2 separate regions of the Homo sapiens genome follow, and region 1 is linked to region 2. Evidence: chromatin contacts called from ENCODE Hi-C or POLR2A ChIA-PET data. All regions are on one chromosome and are shown on one strand. The core of a region is the stretch at or near the end of the contact, and the rest is flanking DNA. Distances in the headings are between cores, read along the strand shown. Region 1 has its middle 110 kb from the start of TRA-AGC15-1. Region 2 overlaps LOC105370615 (a long non-coding RNA gene).

Evidence for each region. A loop is a pair of places that touch in the nucleus more often than their neighbours do. ChIA-PET counts read pairs that join two places held with the same protein, here RNA polymerase II (POLR2A). Pooled maps may share reads with other maps.
Region 1: a loop to region 2 is called in a map of endothelial cell of hepatic sinusoid, with 3 times the contacts of the local background. The contact joins two enhancer-like sites. A Hi-C loop is called at or near these places in 2 of 168 maps with a recorded cell type or tissue (Panc1 and endothelial cell of hepatic sinusoid), 1 of 37 single-sample maps with no recorded cell type and 3 of 50 pooled maps. POLR2A ChIA-PET finds 5 or more read pairs at or near these places in 1 of 52 experiments (activated CD4-positive, alpha-beta T cell).

The regions. Positions count from the first base shown.
Region 1 is chr14:89,082,212-89,087,876 of GRCh38, reverse strand. No RefSeq gene overlaps it. Among named protein-coding and RNA genes, the nearest start is that of TRA-AGC15-1, 110 kb to the right of the region's middle. Within about 2 kb of position 1,973, at least 4 of the 41 ENCODE cell types and tissues checked have a DNase peak (open chromatin) inside an H3K27ac peak, as active enhancers do.
Region 2 is chr14:89,037,670-89,043,422 of GRCh38, reverse strand. It overlaps LOC105370615 (a long non-coding RNA gene), which reads right to left. Exons shown (of 3, transcript XR_944128.3): 1 at 1,644-5,753; 2 at 460-805. Among named protein-coding and RNA genes, the nearest start is that of TRA-AGC15-1, 61 kb to the right of the region's middle. RefSeq lists enhancers at 1,917-2,473, 2,525-2,644 and a silencer at 2,945-3,004. Within about 2 kb of position 2,647, at least 31 of the 41 ENCODE cell types and tissues checked have a DNase peak (open chromatin) inside an H3K27ac peak, as active enhancers do.

The DNA.
Region 1 (5,665 bases), core at 724-3,223, 45 kb before region 2:
ACTCATCCTTTTATCAGGAACTCACTCCAGAGATAACTAACCTATTCCCTCCATAATGGCATTAATCCATTAATCACCTCTTAAAGGTCCCACTTCTGAATACTGTTGCAATGACATTTAATTTTCCAACACAGAAACTTTGAGGGACATATTCAAACCATAGCAGGCACTCAGTTAAATGGATGCATAAGCAATAAAATTAAAATAGTGTAAGAAAGAAACTAAGAATTGGGACGGGCTTTATAAATCATCCAGGCAATGTTTCCCCAAATTCAGCCATTTGCATCTCCCTTCACAATTTTTGGTATACTGTTAATTCTTACGTTTTACTTTAAATCAAGCTTCCTACTATTTAAATACATGTATATTTATGAAAAATTTGCATCAAAATTATAAATGGAAATCTGGCATGGCTTGCATTAATAGAAAGCAACATCTACCCCTCCAAAAACAAGTGAAAGACAATGTCCTAAAACTCCAGCTGGGTGTCATGGGCTGAATTATGTTCCTTCAAAATTCATATGTTGAAGTCCCAAAGCCCCAAACCTCAGAATGTGACCGTATTTGGATGTAGGGGCTTTAAAGAGGTAATTATGTTCAAATAGGGTGGGTGGGCCCTAATGCAGTATGACTGGTTTCCTTATAGGAAAAGGAGATTAGGGCAGAGAGGGAGAAAGAGAGAGAGAGGAGAGAGAGGCTAGACATGCACGTGCACAGAGGAAAGACCCTGTGAGGACACAGAGAGAAGGCGGCCATCTGCAAGCCAAGGAGAGATGACTCAGAAAGCACCTGCTGACACCTTGATCTCAGACTTCTAGCCTCCAGAGCCAAGAGAAAATAAATTTTTGTTGTTTAAACGAGCCAGTCTGTTGTATTTTGTTATGGTAGACTTAACAAACTAATATACTGGGTATTACTGCCTGCTGAAAAATGCTGAGCCCAGTCTGCTCTCTTTTAGTTAAAAAGTGAGATTATAAGAATAAAAGGGCCAGGGACGGTGGCTCATGCCTGTAATCTCAGCACTTTGGGAGGCCGAGCCAAGGCAGACAGATCGCCTGAGTCCAGGAGTTCAAGGCCAGCCTGGCCAACATGACAAAACCTCATCTCCACAAAAAATACAAAAAAATTGGCTGGGCATGGTGGTGCATGCCTGTAGTCCCGGCTACTTGAGAGTCCGAGGTGGGAGGATCATCTAGATGAGCCCGGAAGGTTGAGGCTGCAGTAAGCTGTGATCACGCAACTGCACTCCAGCCTGGGTGACAGAGTGAGACCCTGTCGAAAAAGAAAAGAAAAGAAAAGAAAGAAGTGTTAAAGATGTACTATCACCAACAGAGACTTTCTCCTTGATGAAATCAGAAGTAGGTAGAATTTTTAAAGAAAGGACTTTTTCAATATGAGAAACTCAGTCAGGTCTGGATTATACTCTATGTTTAAAAATCTCGGTGTCTTAACACATTAAATGTTTATTTCTAACTAACTCACGTTATGTGTTTTACACAGGTTGGTGGGGAGTCTTCTCTGCCCAGTCACTCGGCAGGCTAAGCTGACGAAGGCTCCACCATCTTAGAACTGGGTAATCTGTAATGCAAGGCACTCTCTGCCACCATGTGTGAGGAAGAGAGAGTTTGGAGAACGGTGCACAGGCTTCCCACTATCTGAGACTGGAAGTGGCACACATAATTTCTGTACACATTTCATTGGTCAGAGCTAGTCATATGGCCTCACCTAATACAAACAAGAGGGCTAGGAAATGCGGGTGAGCAAATGGATTCTTTGGGGGGTGTTTTTCTGTCTCTTCCACAAGATCCGATGCTATTTTATGTCATAGTTCTGTACTTCTAAAATCATCTTGAGTATATCTCAAGAATGCATCCTGTGCTTTGGGGGAAGAAAAGGATCTGGGCCAAGCTCTTAATTGCATAGCTGAGAATACTGAAATCTCCAGTGTAAATAAGTGCTTCCTTGCCATGACCCGCCCTCTTCGTGGAACGTCTGCAGCCACATCTCCTGTCTCTTGAGGCCTGCACTTACACTCTTTCCACTCAACCCTGTGAGCACGCAATGGTAGCAGCTAGAATAATTTGGATGTCTATTTTTGGTGCAAGAACCTTTCATTGTTCATTTCAAGTAAGATCATAACTGGGGAAATATTCTAAAGGCCAATACTGATATTGAAGAATGTGAGGACAACTTGTTCCATTTACCATTTCATCCAGAACACGCAGAGACCTTTCCTATTCCGTGTTGGAGACGAATACATCTGCAGAATCAATGAGAAAGTATGATTGCTCAGTGTTGTCTGGTTAGCATCCAATTATGTACAGTGTATTTATTTTAAATTTAGAAGACGCACACAAGAGATTTCCAGGAACAAAATGAGAAGAAATTGGCAGTGCACTGAATGGAAAAAATTAATGACTTGAATTACACAGCCTGTGAATCGAAGCCGACGAGTGGGGGAGAGAGAGGGAGAAAGGAGGTTGCAGTTATTCACACTGAGCTGTGCCGATGGTCCTGAGCAGTGCTTGAAAAGCGGTCACCCTCGGTGCAGCTGTCACATTCTTTATCTTCATGGCGGGGCTGGGCTTTGCAGGTCACAAACGTGTCATGGTTTTGGGAGTATAAAAATGATGCCCCCAAACAGACTTCAACAGCAAGCGTCCTTTTGGAGAATAGATTCAATGCTTAAGTTTTAGCATAATCAGTTTGTCAGCTTTCCTGGGCGAGAGGGAGGAGGAGAGTGAGCCAAGGCCATGAGTAAAGGAACGAGGACTGGGACTTTGGGCATCTCTGCCGAGTCACTGATGGAAGGAATCAGCATTTGTTGAGCTCCTCCTCTATGCTGGCATCTATGATGTTCTAGGGACCCTCACATGTATGGTCCCGTTTATCCTTCTTGATTATCCCTGGTTTCAGAAGCACAGAAACTAAGGTAAGAAAGGTAGATGATCTTGACCTTTCTTGATCTCACATGGGTTATGGGTTGAATTGCATTCCCCTAAATTCCTACATTGAAATCCTCACTCCCAGTGTCTCAGAATATGACCTTATTTAGCAATAGGGTTCTCGTAGAGTAATTAGCTAAGATGAGGTTATTCTGGAATAGGGTGAGCCTCTAAGCCAATATGACTGGTGTCCTGATTAAAAAGGGGAAATGTGGATATGGACAGCACACAGAGAGAACACATGTGAGATGAAGGCAGAGGTCAGGGCAATGCTTCTACAAACCAAGGAAAACTAAAGATGGCCGGCAAACCACCAGCAGCTGGGAGAAAGACCTGCAACAGATTCTCCCGCACAGCCCTTAGAAGGAAGCAACCCTGCCAACACCTTGATCTTGGACTTTCAGCCTCCAGAACTGTGAATTAATAAGTGTCTGTTGTTTGAGTCACCCAGGCTGTGGTGCCTTGTTGTGTCAGCCCTAGAAAACTAATACAACATGGTCACCAAGCAGAGGGGCCACTGGTTTCCTCTGCATCTCAATCTGGTCTATGAAGGCAGGGCCTTGCCTTGGTGCCTGCTCTCTCCCTAGCACGTGGCCCACCTGACAGCCACACATTTTTCCTCATTTTATAAAAGGATGACACTGAACCCAGGGGCTCACTGCCCTGTCCAAAGCTCCACAGCCAGGTATTTACAACCAGGGGAAGGTCCTTCTGTGCTTCCTCCTGCACTCAGTCAAGATCCAGGACACCACTCCATTTTCAGAGTGGTCTGGGCCAGCTTCTTGGGCTCCTGATCCATCAAAAGCAGAAAGTAGAAAATGAATGTTTCAGGCCTGGCAGTGCCTGAAATCTTTCCTGGGGGAAGAGGTTTATATTTCTAACTTTCAGTCGAACCTTGGGATGCCAAACTGAAGGGAGGCTAATGGAGATTAAAGGTGTATTAGGCCATTCTCACATTGTTATAAAGAAATATCTGAAACTGGGTAATTTATAAGGAAAAGAGGTTTAATTGGCTCATGATTCCACAGGCTGTACAGGAAGCATGGCCAGGGAGGCATCAGGAAACTTACAATCATGGTAGAAGGTGAAGGGGAAGCAGGCACGTCCTACATGGCCAGAGCAGGAGGAGGAGAGAGAAACGTATGCCCCAAAGCACTGTGCTATGGGAAGTGTCTTAGTCACTACTAATTCAGACTGCTATAACAAAATACCACGGTCTGGGTCGCTCAGAAACAACAGAAATGTATTTGTCACCATTCTGGAAGTTGTGAATTCTCAGACCAGGGCACTTTTGGCATCTGGTGAGCACTCTCTTCATAGATGGCCATCTTTTCACTGTGTCCTCACATGGCAGAAGCAAGCTCTCTTGAGATTTTTATAAGGACACTAATCCCAGTCAAAAGGGCTTCACTCTCATGACCTAATCACCTCCCAAAGACCCTACCTTCAAATATCTACTCTTTTGGGGTTAGGTTTCAACATACAAATTTTGTTGGGACACAAATATTCAGAACACAGCAGGAAATAACTGCTATCATCCAGCCAAGGTATGTGCACCCCATTGGCCATAGGTGGACCGGGTGAGGCCAGCTATGTGAGACCAGCCATGCTCTCCACCCTCACACCCCCACTTGGAAAGCAGCCAGGCTGAACTGGTCTTTGTTCACTAAGTGTGTGGGGCTCTTACCCTTACTGCCACCAGCTCCAGCCAACCTCCAATATAGGTTGAGATGACACTTTCCCTGAGACCTCAAAAGCCAGGTCAGTTTCCCTCTGGGCTCACTGGGATTAGAGCCTTCCCTCTTCAGGCAGCTCCCACACCAGACTAGGAACACCTCCAGGTGAAGGGCAGAGTCAGGTTCACTGCTTCCCCCTCCCAGAGCCTGCCACAGGATCTCTCTAGTTCTACAGCATTTATTCAAAGAAAGGATGAATGAGTCCCCAGGGTGCTCCCCAACAGAGTCACTTTGAGGGCAGCCACACTCTTAAGAAGTCTGTGGACTGGTCAGACCCTTCTCAGCCCTGCTAACCCCAATCCAGGAGATGGGTGAGCTGCTGGCAAACAGGGAGGAGGGAGGGGGAGGAAGGGAGAGGAGAGCAGAGCTCTAATAGAGGCACAGCCCAGGGTCCCTTATAGTTGCTGAAGGTGCCACTTGGCTGCTCTTTGTCTACCCCTGTTGGCTGCCTTGGTCATCGACTTAAACCTTGTTACAGATTGGGGTGGGGAGGGAGTCATTTCGTGGGTGTCTTGAGACTGGGAAGTAATTAAAGAGTGTGATGCTGGTGGGCATTTAGATTGATTCCATGTCTTTGCTGTTGTAAATGGTGCTGCAATGAACATATGCATTCATGTGGCTTATTGGTAGCACGATTTCTATTCCTTTGGGTATATACCCAGTAATGGGATTGCTGGGTTGAATGGTAGTTGTTTTTAGCTCTTTGAAGAATCACCACACTGTTTTCCACAATGGTTGAACTAATTTACACTCCCACCAACCGTGTATAAGCATTCCCTTTTCTCTGCAATACACTATGGAATACTATGCAGTCATAAAAAAGAATGAGATCATGTCCTTTGCAGGAACATGGATGGAACTGGAGGCCATTATCCTTAGCAAACTAATGCAAGAATAGAAAACCAAATATTGCATGTTCTCACTTAGTAGGAGCTCAATGATGAGAACACATGACACATAGAGGGGAACAACACACACTGGGAC
Region 2 (5,753 bases), core at 1,398-3,897:
TAGAAATTCTGCATTAGGTTGAAGAAATTTCTATTTCTAGTTCACTAATTTTTTAAAAAATCGTGAGTGGATGTTATTAGGTCTTTTTTTTGATTTTGTTCTTGAAGGCGATAAACAGGAAAGCATGTGTATATGCCAATGGAAAAGACCCACTAAGAAAAGGGAAATTGAGGATGCAAAAGAGAGGAAATAACCCAAACACAGAAAGTCATCGAGAAGGCTGAGGGTGGATTTGTATACATTTCTTTAATGATATAAAGCACTTAACATAATGCCTGGTCTATTAGTTTCCTATTGCTGTAACCAATTACCACAAACATAGTGTCTTAAATCAACACAAATTTATTATCTTACAGTTCTGGAGGTGAGAAGTCTAAAATTAGTTTCACTTGGCTAAAGTCAAGGTATAGGCAGTACTGCATTTCTCCCGGAGGTGCCACAGGAGAATATGCTTCTTACCTCTTCCAGCTTAGAGGCTGCCAACAATCCTTGGCTTGTGGCCCCGTCCTCCATCTTCAAAGCCAGTTGCACAGCATCTTCAAATCTGCTTCCATTATCACATTGACTTTTCCTTATATAAGAACCTTTGTCAATGATTAAGCCCATCAGATAATCCAGGATAGTCTCTCCATCTCAAAATCCTTAATTTGCCAAGAGCAGTAGTGCATCCCAGTAGTCCTAGCTACTCAGGAGGCTGAGGCAGGAGGATTGCTTGAGTCCAGGAGTTTGAGACTGTAGTGTGCTGTGATAATGTCTATGAACAGCCACTGCATTCCAGCCGAGGCAACATAGCAAGACCCTATCACTAAAATAAGAAAAAAAGAATCCTTAATTCAATCACATCTGCAAAATCCTTTTTGCCATATAGGGTAATATTCACAGGTTCCAGGGATTAGGATGTGGACATCTTTGGGGTTCATTATTCAGCCTCCCATACTCAGCATACATTGGATTAAACCATATACATTGGGTTTGTAGGTCAAAAAAGGTTCAATATTGGCGATTCCATGTGATTCCACCTAAGGGTTCTCAATATATAGGAGTTACTATTAATACCAATAACAAAAGAGGAGATAATTTTACCATAAACTGCCAGCTCTGGGCCTGTCCCTGTTGTCTGAGGAACAGTGTTTTGGGCAATTTCACCTGACTGTCTGTGTTTGCTGAGCCCTGGGTTTTTAGTACTTCCTGTACCTTAGTACTTCCTGTGTCACTGCCCTGGAAGCATAGGTAGGTTCCTCCCCAAGACCATTTGCCTCTCTACTATCCTGGAAGAAGCCTACTAAAGAACTGCAGAAAGAGACACTCCCTTCTGCCCAGCTACAGGGCTCTGTACTCCATAGCATCAACACTGCTGAGGAAAAAGCAGCTCCCAAAACTGTCCGTGTTGCAAATGTGTTTGGTGCGGTAAAAAGTCTGTGGCACTGACGCACTGTGCCATATTAAAGCCTGAAGCCAAAGGAAAAATAAAAATCAGTGATATTGAGCTTCTCTTTATTTCAAATCTGATTTTTTTTTTTACCATGGTTATTTTACATTTATTTTGACTTTTAAAAAATATTGCATTAAACTATTATTTATCCTGGCTACTAAGTTTTTTGGCATTCCCTTAAATTTTGCACCCAAGATTTCATTCTCCTCACCCTAATTCCCAACCTGGTCTGTGAGTTGGTATTTGCAGCTATTCTGTCTGATTGATGATCGTTTTGGAGGGACACTCCCGGCAAAAGTTCAAACTTTATCTGTAGAGGAAAACAAGGTGGTTAGGATTTACCGAAGTAATGAGAAGGAAAGTCACCCTCAACCTCTAAAATACCCCTTTTCCGAGTGACTCTCTTGGCTGCCAATTGCCTTCTCCAAGTGAAAAAGAATAAACTAATTTCATACCTATTCTGTCCAATAAAGCTCATTGTCCTACCTCCACCTCCAGTGGTAACAGACAGGAACAGTTCATTTTCCATTGCTAAGCAACGGCAAAAACAGCGCCCGGCATCTGTGCCCGGCCTCACCGGCTGATAGGGATCACTGTCTAAAGTTCTTGTTTGCATTTTGAAGTCAACAATAATTGCGGTTCTCTATTAGTGTTCATTAAGATGGTTTATGGCTGGACTAACTCCAATCTCCACTCAGCGGTTTGAATGCGTTGTCCTCCCAGGGAAAGAAATATTTGGCAATAAAAACCCTGCGTTTATTTCCTCCCCTCATTTCCCCTTGCTGGGCTGGGAAACGATGGTCACCATCCGCAGTTCCCTGGCCGGGGAGAACAAGGCGCCTGTTGAAGGTTGTGGAAGAGAGGGGTGGAGAGGAAGCCTCTGCCCTCCTGGAGCTGGCTTCCTTCCACTCCATGCTGAAAGTAGGCCAGTGGAGCAGAAGTCTGCTGGGGGAAGTGAGCTCTTGCTGTTCACTGGGGCGGAGAGCACTACCCTATTTTCCCAACGCCAGCCCTCAAGTGTGGAAAGAACCTTCCCAGCCTCTTTCCACGGACTCAGTGCCAGGGAGAAGCACTGCCCTGGGACGTGATCGGCTCCTGCCTCCCTGGCCCGGGACTGGGTCAAACAGTGGCCTCAGTGTGATGGCAGAAAGTTCCAGGCAGCTTGAAAGGGCCGCCCTTGGATGCAATTCCCAGGTGTTGACTCACCCGCGGCGGCTGAAAGGCTGCCAGCCCCGGCCAGCAGCAGGCCGGCACCTTTACGCAACCTCTCCTCATCCCCAGCTCTGAAAATACATCCAGAAAGCAGCCTAAAGCAAGTCATAAGGATGTCGTTCTCCCTTTTAGACCCCATTCCAAGACACCCTTCCACGCTCGGCGCTTTTCAGAGCAAGCGTGGCCTGGCCGTCATGGTCCTCTCCTCGCTGGAGAGAATTTTAGGGCCATCCTGGAAAACAAGCCCGCTGGCGCCCCCTAGTGTGCCCGGGAGCCAACGCCATTCCAATTTGTGTTTCGGGGAGGCCGGGCTAGGTGAGTGGGGTTGGAGAAACGAATCCAAGGGATCAGGGCAGGAAAGTTTAATTCCATGAGGTCTGGGGCAGGTAACAGAAAATCACACTTACAGTCCTGACTCCGTTTATGACTTAAGAAATTGCTGTTCTTAACTTCTCTCTCGTGCTTTCCTCTGACTCAAATCTCTCCTGCCTGGTTGCTGGAGAGCAATAGGATCTTGGTGTCTCTATTACTGAGGGAAACTGAAGACCAAGTAGTCGAAATACCTTAACCTTATTAAGAAGTTATAGAATGACCCTGTCTTGGGGTTGGTATGTGCAGAAGCTTAATCATCGGAAATCAAGAAACTGTAAGTCCAAGATCATTTGCTTTGCTACTGTTGCTAAAACGTCTTCACCCTTCTGTTGAGTACAGAGACACCCTACGGCAATGATTCCCAAGCAACTGGAAGGTTAAGAAGATCTTAACAGCAAATTCCTTGTATCCTGGTAATTCTGTAGTTCTTTCTCTTTCCTTCTTCATTTTCTCTGAATAGCAAGGAAGACAGAGTTCAGGTAAATGTGGGGGAAAAAATCTTTTGTCAGGATAAGCCAGGGCAGGATGGGTGCTGGAGTATGATGGGGGTATCGAGAGCCATGGAAATCTTTAAAAGAATTGGCCACCACCTGCCTAGGATAACTAGGAGGTTTGCCTACATAAAAGCTTGGGCGCTTGACCAAATGGTCACTTGAAGAATCTTCCCAAGTGGCTGGGTGCGGTGGCTCATGGCTGTAATCCTAGCACTTTGGGAGGCCAAGGCGGGCAGATCACCTGAGGTCAGAAGTTCAAGACCAGCCTGACCAATGTGGAGAAACCCCATATCTACTAAAAATACAAAAATTAGCTGGGTGTGGTGGCACACACCTGTAATCCCAGCTACTCAGGAGGCTGAGGCAGGAGAATCGCTTGAACCCAGGAGGCAGAGGTTGCAGTGAGCCGAGATCATGCCACTGTACTCCAGGTTGGGTGACAGCATGAGACTCCGTCTCAAAAAAAAAAAAAAAAAAAAAGGAATCTTCCCAAGTTGATTATCTTGATTAAACAGTCAAGAATAGGGATGGCAAATAAGTTTCACATTCCATACCAACCTTAGTCAACTGAAGAGCCCAAAGCATAGTATTGAGAGTGTTCCTGAAAGTTCAATTTGAGGCAAAGCATCTTGATTGATTTGTAATGTCTGCCATGAGCACACAACAGATGGGTGGTGGCATACATACAGCTAGGCAGGAAGATAAAAGAGGGTATTACATGCCAGAAAGCCACACCATTGTGCCTTTTTCTTTCTTTTTTTGTTGCTTGTTTGTTTGAGAAAAGTTCTTACTCTGTGAGGCTGGAGTGCAGTAGTGTGATCATAGCTTACTGTGGCCTCGAACTCCTGGGCTTAATTGATCCTCCTGCCTGAGCCTACAGATAGCTGGAACTACAGGTGTGTGCCACCATACTGAGCAAATTTTTTACGTTTTGTAGAGACAAGGTCTCACTATGTTGCCCAGGCTGGTATCAAACTCCTGCGCTCAAGTGATCCTCCTGCCTGAGCCTCCTAAAGTGCTGGGATTACAGGTGAGAACCACTGCACTCAGCCCCCATTGTGCCTTTTGATGCTACTGTTTGATAATTCTTGTATTTGAGGACTGTACTGACAGTGTGGCTTTTCCAACTTCCTGTATTAGGGTTGAGGGAACTTACTTTTCCCATCTTCCCCCTTTTTTTTTTTTAATTATACTTTAAGTTCTAGGGTACATGTGCACAACGTGCAGGTTTGTTACATATGTATACATGTGCCATGTTGGTGTGCTGCACCCATTAACTCGTCATTTACATTGGGTATATCTCCTAACGCCATCCCTCCCCTTCCGCCCACCCCACAACAGGCCCCAGTGTGTGATGTTCCCCTTCCTGTGTCCAAGTGTTCTCATTGTTCAATTACCACTTATGAGTGAGAACATGTGGTGTTTTGTTTTTTGTCCTTGCGATAGTTTGCTGAGAATGATGGTTTCCAGCTTCATCCATGTCCCTACAAAGGACATGAACTTTTTTATGGCTGCATAGTATTCCATGGTGTATATGTGCCACATTTTCTTAAACCAGTCTATCATTGATGGATATTTGGGTTGGTTCCAAGTCTTTGCTATTGTGAATAGTGCTGCAATAACCAACAAACCATCTTCCCCTTTCCTAGTTTATAGAGCCTCTTGGCTGACCTGACAGCTGATATGGGATAGCAACAGGTAGAGGTGAGAATGCACCTGATTCTCACCTTTCCTGAGATTATATGGAGTGATGGCTCAATCCCCAAGTACAAATTGAATGTTGACGGTATGGCCAAGAGGCTGGTAAGTGCTACAGCCATTCAGAGAAAAAAGGAGGGTACAAAAAGTTTCTAATACACCTCTCCTTAGTTACTCACTCGACGAGAAGCAGTTGGAGAACAGCAGCACAACACAATCCCTCCAGAAACAGAAGCAGGAGAGGTGGGCGGAAGTGAAGCCATCCTTTCCCTCTGACCCTGCAGACCCTCGCGCAGCCACGGATCAGAAGCAGGAGGCTGCTGAGGGCCTGGCTCAGCTCTGAAGCTGTGCAGCATGTCCAAGGGGCTCTCCTGGCATGCCACAGAGCACCGAGGAGTCCTCATGGGTCCCTTCCAAAGTATATTTTGAACCATTCTGATTCTCTTCACTGCCACTATCCCCATTCCAGTCACAGTCACAGTCACCTCTCCAGGACAATGCACTGGCCTCCTAACATCCCTCCCTGCTTCTTACCTCCACCTTCC